Linked DNA regions of Homo sapiens: region 2 is linked to region 1. A link is a contact called in ENCODE Hi-C data. All regions are on one chromosome and are shown on one strand. The core of a region is the stretch at or near the end of the contact, and the rest is flanking DNA. Distances in the headings are between cores, read along the strand shown. Region 1 holds the start of ADRM1 (ADRM1 26S proteasome ubiquitin receptor). Region 2 overlaps NTSR1 (neurotensin receptor 1).

Evidence for each region. Hi-C counts contacts between places; a loop is a spot of excess contacts on that map. Pooled maps may share reads with other maps.
Region 2: a loop to region 1 is called in a pooled map, with 14 times the contacts of the local background. The contact joins the enhancer-like site here to the promoter of ADRM1 in region 1. A Hi-C loop is called at or near these places in 2 of 37 single-sample maps with no recorded cell type and 9 of 50 pooled maps.

Annotation. Positions count from the first base shown.
Region 1 is chr20:62,297,890-62,304,975 of GRCh38, reverse strand. ADRM1 (ADRM1 26S proteasome ubiquitin receptor) reads right to left here and starts at 1,979. Exons shown (of 10, transcript NM_007002.4): 1 at 1,927-1,979; 2 at 1,195-1,408; 3 at 399-515. The coding sequence starts at 1,407. RefSeq lists silencers at 1,870-2,329, 2,350-2,469.
Region 2 is chr20:62,738,918-62,745,254 of GRCh38, reverse strand. All of the region lies in intron 1 of NTSR1 (neurotensin receptor 1), which reads right to left. Among named protein-coding and RNA genes, the nearest start is that of NTSR1-AS1, 6.7 kb to the right of the region's middle. RefSeq lists enhancers at 4,687-5,315, 4,296-5,495. Within about 2 kb of position 4,419, at least 21 of the 41 ENCODE cell types and tissues checked have a DNase peak (open chromatin) inside an H3K27ac peak, as active enhancers do.

The DNA.
Region 1 (7,086 bases), core at 730-3,229:
ACTGTGGAAAGTGTGAGCAGGATGCTTCGTTTCTGTGAGCACCAGCAGGGAAGCCACACAGGGGCCTCTGCCTCTGCTGTGGGGGCCTCAGTGACCCACGGCAAGGGGCAGAGAGAGGGCACTGGGCATCGTTAGAACCAGGGCCAGCATGTCTGTCTGCCTGGAAATTTCACACCGCAATCGGTTGCCCGCAGCCCAGCCTGGAGCCTCCGTACTCTGGGAGAGGACCTCGGCCCCAGGTAGCATGCACCGCAGCCCTGAGGTGGCATCTCAGGCCGTGTGGCCGGGTGTGGCCGGCGCCTGCTGGTTTATAAAAGCCAATTGCACCACACTGTAAGCAAGTTCCTAACCGAATCGCAGGGCAACAAAAAGGCACAACCCCAAGGCCTGCCCCATACCTGCATCCAGAAGAAAAGCCGCTTGGACCCTGCCTTGAACTTCAGCACGTAGACCCTCCCGCTGGGGCACTGCGGCACCCGCTTGAACTCACAGTCGTCAGGGAAGATGATCAAGTCCTGGCAAGCCAGGGGAAGAGAGAGTCAGTGGCGCAGATGGCATCACTGTGCCCAGTCTCAGGAGAGCGTACTGAGCCCTGGGTCTAACCGGGTGGGGTGCGCAAGGGGCAGCTAAGCCGCCAGACCCCTCGCTGGCAGGGTCTCCACAAGGCAGAGAAGCCAGGGTCAGAGACAGCCCATGAAAGGCAAGGCCGGGGGAGAGAGCAGGGAAAGGGGCCTTTCAGATGGCAACGGGGTTTCTGAGACGTGCTGGAAACAACATTCCCAGAGTAGTTAAAAAGTCAACGCTGAACTGCTCTCAAATGTAACAAAGAACAACTAAGAGTTTGAAAAACAAAGAAGACTGAGTGAAGCCGCCAGGCACAGAGCTCCAGGCTCTCCAGGGCCACACCTCCAACCCCAGGCACCTCACACGGACAGTTCAAGGCCAGGCACAGAGCTCCGGGCTCTCCAGGGCCACACCTCCAACCCAGGCACCTCACACGGACAGTTCAAGATACACAGTGGCCGAGATGCCCCTGTCACCGCGGAAACCAGGACGACCCATCAGCAGGGCAGTCGATGACGGCCCCACGAGCGGTCCCCAGATGCGGCCAAGCCCCCACCGCGAACTCCAAAGCGAGGACTCCGAGGGCCCGAGAAGTCGCCTGTCCTGCTGCTGCGGCTCAGGGACACTCACGTCTTCCACGTTCCCGGACGTCCTGTCCTTCCAGCAGAAGTGAATAAGCGAGTCGTCCGTCTGCTGAATGTACACCAGCCCTTTCCGCTTATCCGGAGTCACGGTGGTCCCCTTCAGGGACATCTTTCCCGCCCGAAACTCCACCAAGTACTTGTTGGAGGCGCCCCGAGAGCCTGGCACCAGGCTTGGAAAGAGCGCGCCTGAGGTCGTCATCCTGAAAGCGCGGAGAGGACGCTGAGACGCGGCGGTCACTGTCGCCTGCGGTCCGGCAAGCTCCCGCCCCCTGGGGTGTTTGCGAGCAGGGGGCCTGCGCCCAGAGCTGCCTAAGGCAGACTCAGACACGCCGGGCTGCCTTTCCGCGTTTGCCCCGCTCACGACGATCGCACCGCCCGCACTCGGCGCTGGGCCGGGGCAGCCCCGCCAAGCCTAGTGGGGCCGGCCCTAGGCTTGACGCCGTCTCCGCGGGGCACCAGCCTCGACGCGCCACCCCGGCGACCCGCTCCGCGGGGCAGACCCGCCCGAGCTCCCGCCGAGCCCCACGTTCAGAGCCGCAGGCGGAACCGGGGCGGCGCCCGAGACCCCAGAACCCCCGCCCGGCCCGGCCCCCGCAGGCCCCACCCGCCGCGCCGGCCACCTTCTCGTCTTGGCTGCCCCCGCCCCATCCTTGGTCCAGCAGCCCCTGCCCCCGCCTCCGGTCGCCCCCGGCCGCCCCAGGCCCGGCGACTCCCGCACCTGCCTCGCGCCCACACTCGTTCGAGAGGCGCCGTCCGGGCTCGCTCTTCCTCCTCGGCGCCTGCCGGGCCCCGCCGGAAACCCGCGTTCGGCCCGCCCCGCCTGCCGCTCTCGCCGCCGATTGAGCCCCGTAAGCCGCGCAGCCGGCTCTAACCTGCCAACGATTGGCGAGGGCGACCGTCCATCGCACTCGCTCCTCCCCGGTCCGCCCCCGCGCCGGCGGCTCTTTTCCGGCGGAAGCGCGGGCCGCAGGGCGCTTGGACCAGAGCGGCCCCTATTGTTGCTGTGTCATAGGGGAGCGGCGGCGGCCCCTAGAGGCGGCGCCAGGGACCACAGGCGGGTTTCAGAGGGGCGCTGGGGAACTGCTCAGGTGGGGCCGAGCCCACCCCTCGGCGTCGCCCGCCCGGGCGGGCAGAGCTGTCACTCGTGTGGCTGAGCCAGGGGTTAGGCGGAGGCCGAGGAGTGCGGTCCGGCTGTGGGCGGCGGGCACCAGGGCTACGCATAGAAGTGACCATGGGTTCAGCGCTTTGGGGACCCAGGCGGGAGCTGGAGTCCACGCGTCCGGGAGAGCAGGGGTCCGGGAGGGTAGAGCGAGGGTGAGAACCGTGATATGGTCTCAGCTGTATACATCTAGTCCCGCAGGGGTCCGGGAGGGCAGGGGTCAGGAAGGGGTGGGTCCGGGAGGAGAGGGGTCCCGAGAGGGGAGGGGCTCCTGGAGGGGAGGGATCTGGGAGGGGTGAGTCCGGGAGGGGAGGGGTTCCCGGAGGGGAGGGGGCCCGGGAGGGGAGAGGGTCCCGGAGGGGAGGGATCTGGGAGGGGTGAGTCCGGGAGGGAGGAGTCAGGGAAGGCCTGAGTCCCAGACGGGTAGGGTCCTGGAAGGGAGGGGTCCTGGAGGGCAGGGGCTCACCCTCTGGACGCCTGGATGGGAAAGGCCACAGGGTAAAAAGGCGGCAGTCGCCCGCCAGTGTTGTGTAACTTTGAGTCACTTTGACACAAACTAAAGCGAAGACAACAGATAGTGTTTGTGGCGCCCCAGCCGGCTGCTGAAGGGACACGTTCTTTGGGATTTGCCTACAGCGACGCCAGGCGGGGGCTCTTAGAGGGCTCAGGCGCGGTGGCTCACGCCTGTAAACCCAGAACTTTGGGAGGCCGAGGCGGGCGGATTACTTGAGGCCAGGAGTTCAAGACCAGCCTGGGCAACATGGTGAATGAAACCCCGACTCTACTAAAAATGCAAAAATTAGCCAGGTATGCTGGCACATGCCTGTAATTCCATCTACTCAGGAGGCTGATGCACGAGAATCGCCTGAACCCGGGAGGTGGAGGTTGCAGTGAGCCGAGATTGCACCACTGCACTCCAGCCTGGGCGACAGAGGAAGACTCCTTCTCAAAAAAAAAAAATAATAATAATAATAGTAATAAAATAGAGAGGTCAGGCGCTTCGTGAGAACCCTGAGGTGCAGTGGCCTCTGCACCCCAGTTAAGCAAGACTAGATGTTTGCAGCTGAGACTGTGCCAGGGTCCTCAGGTTCTCCTTTGCCCATCGCTCACTTCCTTCTTTCCTTCAGATACTTCACTCCCTTCGGGCGCTCCCCGGGGTCACCGTGTGCTTGGTGGCTCACCCTCAGAGTGGATGCACAGCTGTGTGCTTACGTGCTCTCTGAGGTCTTTAGGTGTGTGTTTTCACTCACCCTTGTTGGGAGATGCGTTGGTGTTGATGCTGGCAGCTCCAGTCCTTTCATTCTGCAGGGAGCCTACTACTCAGGCCTCCATTGTCTCGGTGGCAGAGCTTGTGCCAGTTATGTTTAGTTGCCAGCTTTTGACTGTCATAATGCTTCCATTTGAAACATTGATTGAGCTAAAGATTCACGTTTTTTGTTTTGGAAAATGTAGCCACTTTTCATTTTAAAATGTGTGTTAACAGGTAGTAAGTTTGTTATTGTTATTTTTATGTAGCTAAATAATTTTAAATGTCCTCTTAATTCCTAGTATGGTAAATGTCAATAGATAAAGCTCACATAAACAAAAGCTCTTTGGGGTCCTGTATAATTTTTAAGAATTTAAACGGTTCCAGAAGCTAAAGGGCTTGAGAGGGGCTAACACAAAGCTCTGTGGCCCGCTGGTGACAGGTGCGTCACTGATACTGCAGCCCCATCCTCGTGCCCTCGTGTAAAACAGGGAAAAGGTGGAAATGAGAAAACCCAGCCTGGCTTTCCCGGCAAGAAGGTGGCAAGCGTCACTTGTTTATGTCACAGACAGTAAAGCAGAAGCCCCAGGGTCCGCAGGGGCCAAGTGTGCAGAGGCCAACGCAGTGGCCAAGAGGACCCTGGATTTACCATTTCCTCCACTTCCTGGAGGCCCTGTGGCCTGGGATGGCTCAAACAACCCCAGAACTCTTTACCCACACTTCAAGCGAAACTCCCACATTCCTATGAGCATGCTGCAGTGAGGAAACGAGCCGCAGCCAGGCAGGCTTTGCAGAGGCCACTGTGGGTGCCCGCTGCCAGCCCACGGGCTCTATGCGTGTGTGGGGTATGGCACCTGGAGCACCCAGCAGCCCAGGACTCCAGCTGTGGCCACAGAGTGGGTGGGGGGGCACACGCTGCTTTGTGTCAGGAATCTCGGACTTGAAGCACACACAAGGTCAGAAGGGCTGTGTGACATGTGCAGCTGTCCCTATCTTCTAATTGGTCGCTGATGGCAGTTGGTGGGACGTCTGCAAAATGCCCGCAGCATCTAGAGGAGCAGCCTCACCGGGACACGCGCATTCAGCTAAAGGATTTGGACTAAGAGATCCCCCAAAAGAGATTTCTATTCATCCTGTTTAGCAAAAAAAAAACAACCCCAGACTTGCATGATGGCTCACACCTGCAATCCCAGCACTTTGGGAGGCCGAGCTGAGAGGGTCCCTTGAAGCCCAGGAGTTCCAAGACCAGCTTAATCAAGACAGTGAGACCCTGTCTTTAGAAAAAGACAAATTAAAAAAGAGCCAGCCATGGCGGTGCATGCCTGTAGTCTCAGCTACTTGGGAGGCTGAGGTGAAGGTCAAGGCTGGCGGTGAGCCGTGATGGCACCACTGCACTGCAGCCTGGGTGACAGAGCGAGACCCTGTCTCAAAAAAGCCCCAAACTGTAAAGAAAGCACACCCTGATGCTCTCCACGTGCTGCAGGCTCCTCGGGTGAAAGGTGGGCGGCAGAGCCCAGGCTGCGCCTCCACGTGGGCAGAAGACACCTCCGGATGTTTCACCAAAGAGGTCACAGGCAGCAAAGGCACCATGGCAAGCTGCTCAACACCATTATTCATGAGGGAAATGCAAATGAAATACACCTGCTGGAACTTAGCAAACGATGGAAGGTGCCAGGCAAAGTTGGAAACACCAATGGCACGGCTACTTCGGAAAAGCATTTGGCAGGGGTAGGGTTTTTTAAACTTTTTTTTTTTTTTTTTTTTTTTTGAGATGGAATCTCACTCTATCCCATAGGCTGGAGTGCAGTGGCTTGATCTCAGCTCATTGCAGCCCCCGCCTCCTGAGTTCAAGCAGTTCTCCTACCTCAGCCTCCTGAGTAGCTGGGATTACAGGCATGTGTCACCAGACCCGGTTAATTTTTGTATTTTTATTAGAGACAGGGTTTCACCATGTGGGCCAGGTTGGTCTCGAACTCCTGAGCTTGAGCGATCCACCCGCCTCAACCTCCCAAAGGCTGGGATTACAGGTGTGAGCCACTGCACCTTGTGGGTTTTTTTTTTTTTTAACATTTTAAAAATAGACAAGTCACAACTGAGTGGAAGGCAGAGAGTTCTGGTCCCCCTGGGTGTTCGGTGAGCTACGCCGCCACCGGGTCAGCGCCCAGAGCCCGCCATTCGCGTCGAGGTCCACGTCGGTCCATCTGTGCTGCCACCACTGACCAGGCAGTTTACAAAGAAGCGAAACGTACTTTCTCACAGTTCTGCAGGTCCGGAAGTCAGCGTCAGTGGGGCGGCAGGCCTGGTTGTCTGGTGAGCGCTGTCCTCACCTGGCGTGGCACTGATGCTCTGTGGGGCAGACCAGGCAGTGTGGGAGGAGCCTCTGGCTCCGGGCTCAGGCAATGGTGGTGGAGCCCCACAGCCAAACCCCTGGAGCATTCCGAGAGCATGGACGTCTTGTGGACCGTGTGTCCCTCTGCCCCAGCCACACTGACCACTGGGACGACTGAGTCTGCTCAGCTTACGCTCCTGAAAAGCACGAAGGTGCTGGGGCAACTTACGGCAGAAGGCAGGCAGCTGAAACCTGGGGCACCGGGCCCTTCGCTGCTTCTAGCAGTAGCGTCCCCCCGCCAGGGGAGGGGGGTCCATCAGAGCCTCCTGCTGCTTGGAGAACCTGGGTGCTCCACCCATCACATGTGCCGCCCGACAGGTGTCACGAGTGTCCCCCAGCCCCCTCTCCACAGGGCAGTTTTTGGAAATGAGCCATTTGCTTGGCCAATCCTCAGGAACACGCGGTCCAAACTTCTGATAACCAGGCATGAGGACTCATCCTTAGCAGATTTGTAGCCCTTTTCAAAATGGCCAGAGCGGCTGAGATGGTGAAAAATTGCTCAGTGTAAAACAAAGGTCACCTGCTGCCCATCTTCAGAGAATCTTCATTCAAATCTTAGAGGTTAACATTTATTTTCACAGATGTGTACACAGCCCTCTGAAAAATCTGAGGATGACTGTGTTAATGCAGTTTGGCACTGACAGTTGTTAAATATTATAAAATAAGTGCGTTCTGCTGGCATCTTTTCTCAGCTGCCATGTCCTTGCTGCCTGCTGGGATGAATGGCACTGGAGGAGGAGCTGGGTGAAGGCACGGGGAGGGGTGAGGGCCTGCAAGGTGTGGGCGACAGGAAAGCCCGGCTGCACACCATCGCCCTCTGCAGAGCCACCGTCGTGCTCCTAAACATCTGGCCACGGCAGCCTGGCTCCCAAAGCTCACCAAGCGAAGGACCGACTGTGAAGTGAACTTCGTACCCAGAGCTGGCAAATGTGGCTTTCGCCTCACAGAAATTTTACATCAGCCTGTAGAAGACGGTGAGGAACCATCTTTTGAGGGGTCCGAGGGAGACCCAGCTCCCGTGCTGCCTGGCAAGCAGCAGGAGCCACCGCCACGTTCTCGGCCACGGCAGGGGCCCCGTCTTTTG
Region 2 (6,337 bases), core at 3,170-5,669, 440 kb before region 1:
GTGTCTCTGCTTTCCTCTCTGTGTCTCTCTCTCTGTCTTTGTGTTGCTGTCTGTCTGGGTCTCCCTCTGAGTCTGGTGTGTGTACCAACATCCTCAGGTGGCAGGAACTGGCTGGGCCACCCTCCCTGGAGCCGGCTGGGTAGCTGGGCTCTGGGCCATGGGCCTCAGTGGCTGGGTCTGAGGTTTTAGGGGTGGATGTTCCAGAGCAGAAGGTCATGGTGGGAGACAGGGGTGTCTGCTGTGACAGCCGTGGTGGTCTGGAGGTGGGGCTGCCTCCATGGGAATCTCATTCGTGCTTCTGGCAGTATCCTCTGCTGTGTGCACCCCTCAGCTGCTACCCCTTGCCTCCTAGCCCTGTCTGGGTCTGGGAATGGCGTTTGAGTGGTTGGTAGGGCCTCAAGCCTCTCAGAAGCAGCCGAATGCCTGGGGTTTGGTGCCAGAAGTGGGGGCCTGGCTTGTTCCCTGGCCAGCTGTGAGCTCGGCAGGTCCTCCTGGGCCTCAGGCTCATTTCTCTCTTTTTTTTTTGTGAGACTGAGCTTTGCTCTTGTTGCCCAGGCTGGAGTGCAGTGGCGCGATTTCTGCTTATCACAACCTCCGTCTCCCAGGTTCAAGTGATTCTCCTGCCTCAGCCTTCCTGAGTAGCTGGGATTACAGGCATGTGCCACCATGCCTGGCTAATTTTGTATTTTTTTTTTTTTTTGAGACGGAGTCTTGTTCTGTCACCCAGGCTGGAGTGCAGTGGTGTGATCTCAGCTCATTGCAAGCTCCACCTCCCGGGTTCACGCCATTCTCCTGCCTCAGTCTCCCCAGTAGCTGGGACTACAGGTGCACGCCGCCATGCCTGGCTAATTTTTTTGTATTTTTAGTAGAGACAGGGTTTCACCATGTTAGCCAGGATGGTCTCGATCTCCTGACCTCATGACCCGCCCACCTCGGCCTCCCAAAGTGCTGGGATTACAAACACGAGCCACTGCGTCCAGCCCCTCAGCCTCATTTCTAAAAGAGCGAGCCTAGAGGTGCTGCCTCAGTTCCTGGAGCACTGACTGTGCTCCCTTGGGTGTGGGAAAGGAAGCAAATTGGGGGGCACAGGACTGCGGCTTGGGAGGCTGGGATGGGACACGCTGGGGCGACGGCTGGTGGGGCTGGACCTATGGGAGGGACAGCCTGGCCTCTGCCCCCTCGCATGTGTAATTTTGATGGGGAGGACGGAGGTGGAGTGAAAGGTTAGATAATGAAACAGCAGGTGTGTTAGGGGGATCTGGACCGGGGCGCAGCCTCTGGGTGGTTGGTCTGAGCTTGGCCGTGGAGACCAGGTGGGGAGCGGGAGGGGTGCACACGGTATGCCTGCCCACAGGTGAGGGCACAGCCAGACAGCAGGAGGGTGCCCCCGACACAGGCTCCAGACAGCCGGCCTCAGCCCCTCGACCTCAGGCAGGGCGTTCTCACCTCGCTCTTCGAGAGCAATTGCTTGTTTTGTATTCTGCCTTTCTCTCTAATTCATCCCATTGTGTTTAGATCAAGAGACAGCCCCAGACTGGCACACTGCTTCCCGGCTCCGCAGCCAGCCTGTGCTGAGTGGGAAGGTGCAAAACCCTTTTGCTTTGCAGAACCCAGAGGCTTTGTAAGATGGCTGCAGAGGCTGCGGGGCGGGTGGGAGGGGAGGCTCCTGTCCACACCCTCCCAAGGGGGTGACCGCTGGGGTGGCCTTGCTGGGCTGGCAGGGGATCGCCCTCTCCCTGAGCAGATGACCAGCCCCAGCAGGGCCCAGGCTCACGGACGGTCTTTTCTAACCTCCCAGACAGACTCCAGGTGGAGAGGCCCCCACTAGACCCAGCAAACACTGACTTGGGAGCAACCCTCAGGGTTCTCATGACCCCGAACTGCCTTCCCCACCACAGCTGAGGCCAGGAACGATGGCAGAGTTAATTCAGAAACCCTGTGTGCCAGGGCCGTCAGCACAGGCTTGTTCGAAACCCCAATGATTGGTGAACAACTCAAAGGCTCACCCTTTGGGGCTGGTCGCCATGGCATGACGCACCCACACCACGGGGCACTCAGCTGACTGGACCGGGGGCAGGGAGCAATGAGGCAATGGGTGGGCCTGAGATGGCCGGGATACGTGTCCAGCAGGGGCGGCTCCGTGCTCCCCTCCCAGCCTGACTCTCTGGATTGGAGCCTACCGAGCTGATCTGGGGAGAGGGCAGGGTAGCTGGGAGGGTCTCAGGTGTGTCCCCCAAAAGCTAGACTCCCACAGTGAACTACCTACACAAACAAAGCTAAACTCAGAGAACGTTCCACTTGCCTGTGCTGTGGGTATGTCCCGTGACAGGTGCCCTGGGATGAACAGGAACCCCACGGCCACACCAGAGCCACTGTGACCACCTCACAGCCCTGGAACTGGGGAAACACTGCGGGGAGAGGGATGGGAACCCTGGTGGGTCTCTGCTCCCCATGCCAGAGGTGGGGTGCCAGGGCCAAGAGAGCAAAGGGGTCTTTAAGGTGACACAGCCCAGCGCTTTCCAGGAGTGAGGTCATCCAGGAGGCTCTGACCAGTGGCTGTCCTCAGAGGAGACACCATGGAGGGACCCAGGGAAAAGCAGCGGCCACCCACAGGACACCTGAGACCTAGGGCCCTGTGTAAACAGGTGTCTGGGGAGCAGAGGACGGAAGGCATAAAGAACTGCCAGTGTGACCTTGTTCTAGAAGGTTCTGGTAGTGGCCAGCTTGGGATACTGTGCTGTCCCTCAGTCCCCAGTCTCTTTCCTCGGTCCTCCCTCCCAGGCATCTAAGCAGTACCAGGCCCGGCTCGAGATGCTGCTGGGATCTGGAATGCAAAGCTGTGGGACTTGCTGCCCAGTGGGGACACGCCTGACTCATGGTGGATGGGGGCCTGGAAAGCCGTACATTGCCGCGTGGTCAGCAGTGACCACAGACCTGGCCTGAGGAGGAGCCCACACACCACCTCCTGGAACGCCAGCATTTCTGAGTCCCTGAGGGCAGGACTGGAGAGAGAACAGGCGTGTGACCTGGAGGGGCCATGTCAGCCACCTCGGTGTCTGTGGGACCACTGTGGGGAGGGGATGAAATGGACGGCGCAGCTTCTGGCTAGTACTTGGCCCCTCACGACCCCGTCCACGCCTCCATCAGAGAGCTCTGATGTGCAGGTTTTGGCTCAGTATTAAAAATAACGGTTTGAATTCCTCTAACCTTCACTTTCTAGCTGACATCGACTGTCCTGGGGTCTACACATACTCTGTGTGCACCACCTCAGGCACACAGGTCTCATCTGTGAGGCAGAGGCTCCTGTCAGGCTCCTTTTGTAGATAAAGAAACCCAGGCACAGTTGTGAACCCAGGGGCCTGATCCCACAGCCTGAGCTCCCACTTCCTCCATCAGGGGCCATCCTATGAGCAGATCCTCATCCCCACTGGTGAAGCTTTGTGGCATGTACCTCACCTGAGCAGATGCCTTCTGTGGGCCATTGCCAGGTTTTGAGAGCATCTAGTCCAAGGCTGTGGCTCCTTGGCGACCTCTCAGGGACTGAGCCTGCCCCACAGCCTCTGTCCATGGCTCCTCCACTCTGTTCCCTGCACTTTTCTTCTGGTTTGGAATTTCTGGGAAAGGCTCAAGAGAATGCCAGAGCCCCAGGGAGCCTCAGGGGTTCAGTACCATGGACAATGCCCAGGCATGCTCGAAGGGGCGCACAGACATGGGGTGGGAGGAACATGGTGTGGGGCAGGGGGCCGGTGTAGGGACCCCCAAGCCAGCTGGGGGCAAGGACCCCATCAGGAGAACTCTGGCCACCTGCAGACCCGTCCTCTGAGCGGGGCTGGTGAGTCACCCGTCACCTCTGCAAGAGGTTTGCCCTCCTCTCCTCTTCCAGGCAGCAGGGAGCCCTGAGTGTGGGAGTTGGAATCTTTTCCCTCCTGATTGCTGGAGCTATAGAGGCCATTGTCTGAGTGGGGACTTGGCAGAACAGAAGCCCCTGGAAGCCACATCCTGTCTGTGCCCGGCTGAGCTGCGGGACTGGCAGCAGCCTGGCTGCCGGGAGACCCCTGACTTAGCAGCCTGGCTGCCGGGAGACCCCTGACTTAGCCCAGAGGGCCTTAGTCAGATTAGGGAAAGAGCCTTCCTGACACCCTTGCCTCCTCTACCTGTGCTGGGCAGGTGCCCTCCAGGACAGGAGGAGGGGAGGCCCCTGGCCCTCAGCCCCGGGAACGGCCCTCCCCTCGCTGAGCCTGGCCGGGGCCCAGAACCCCAGTGTGCCCCATTAGTCACTCTGAGGGCAGTGCTGGGGTGGCGAGTTGCTTTTCAGCTGCTCCAGCACTTCTCAAGAGTAAATCACAGGCAGCGGCAGGTGACAGCCAGCGGTTGAGGCTGCGGGCTGCAGGTCTCTGCCATGTTTTCAAATATCTGCCAGCTTCAAGCCCATGAGAATGCTCACACCCACAAGGCATCTGCTGGGAAGCACGACAGGGCTTTAAAAACTCTTGACAAGCCCAGGAGGCTGCGCAGAGCAGTGAGTGAGGGGTGGAATTCTGGCCCCGGTCACGGCCCCCACCTCTCTGGGGATCTGAGCGGGAAGGATCCCTGGTAGGGCCTCGCACTCCTGTTTCTCAGATGAGGAAACCGTGGCCAGGTGGGGGCTCCCCTGGGCTCGAGTCCACAGCTCTGGTCTCCACCCTCAGACTGTCGGCACAACCCTTTTCCCTCCCGCCTGCACGGCTTGTAAGATCTGTCTCCCGCTCACCCTATGACTAAGAATGAGCCCCACAACCCTTTTCCCTCCGGCCTGCACGGCTTGTAAGATCTGCCTGCCGCTCACCCTATGACTAAGAATGAGCCCCACAACCCTTTTCCTTCCGGCCTGTGCGGCTTATAAGATCTGCCTGCCGCTCACCCTATGACTAAGAATGAGCCCCACAACCCTTTTCCTTCCGGCCTGCACGGCTTGTAAGATCTGCCTGCCGCTCACCCTATGGCTGCGAATGAGCCCGTTCGATCCGGTTTGCTGAGGCTTTCGTTCATACTTTTCTAAAACGCAGGGCACTAACGTGACAGATCAGAAGTGGAGCTAACACACTTAGCACAGAGCGCTTTGGAGCCCGGTTCCTTGAAAAAAGCCACACCATCCGGAAAAGTTCTCTGCTCCATGCAGGAAAAGCCCAGAGACCTGCAAACGCAAGCCCTGGGTTTCCGGGGAGTTTGTGCAAAGCCCCAGCTGTGACCAAGGAGGAGCTGCTGTGATCAAGGGGGAGGCCCTGCAGCTGGGGACGAGGCGGTGCGGCCAGGGGCCAGCAGTCCCAGCACGACTTAACTTTCCATGTCAGAGCACAGATTTGGAAAAGAGCAAGTGTTCCCAGTTGCCTGCGGGACAGCATATGCGTCCCGCACCCCGCCGGCCTGTTCTCCAGTTCTGGCCGTCGCCGGCCGCTGCACCTCCAGCCCCACGGTTCTCTGTGTGCTTTTCTGCCATGCAGACATATGGGCATCAGGCACATCCTGCCCCTCCCAGCGCCTAGTGGCCACGCCCTGGCAAAGCTGGCCGCCGTGTCCCACAGACATCTGGCTCTACACAGCATCTCAGCGGTGTCAGTGGAATTAGTGTTCTGCCCTGTTGTGGTGAATCTGATTATGGTGAACACACAGAGCCAAGTGTCCTCACCCACCGGAAGAGGCCGTAGGGGTGAGAGAGGAAGGCCGGGGGCGGCCCCTCACACCCCCAAGTACCTGCATGGGAGGGACTGACTCAGTGACACCTGGCTCTCCTTGCTTCCCCAGCTGCCCAGCCCCTGGGCTCAGGGGGCCCCAGGCTCTGGCTTAACCCCAGATCTCCACCCTTTGTGCTTCAGCCAGGCCCCTTCTGTGTGATTCCAGGGGCTCCAGCCTCTACCCTGAGTGGCCGAAAGGAAGGGCCAGTGCTCTGGAACAGCAGTGGGACCCAGGGCCACCCCATCCAGTGCCGAGTCTGGGATCTCAAGAGCATAGGACGTGGGAGACTTGGTGAACCAAGAGGGCCCAGGGGCCAGGGTCAAGCACAGCCAGAGGGGGCCTGCTGCCCGGAAGTGTCCTGGAGAGCCTCTCAGCCTGTCCCGGTTCAGTCTCAAGAGCCCAACGGGTCCCCAACGGCGCCACACGACATGAGGTTCCACACGCGTCTCCCTCACAGCCACGCAGGGCTTTCCTTTACAACAGTGAGGAGGCTTGGCTTTTCTGTTTTATGAATGGCTCAGTGCATGAAAACACGCGTGTGTAAAAGATAGATCACTGGGGAGGCGACAAGTCCCAGCTTTCCCATTTCTAGATCCTAGAGTCAAGAACAAGGCAGCCCAGGATT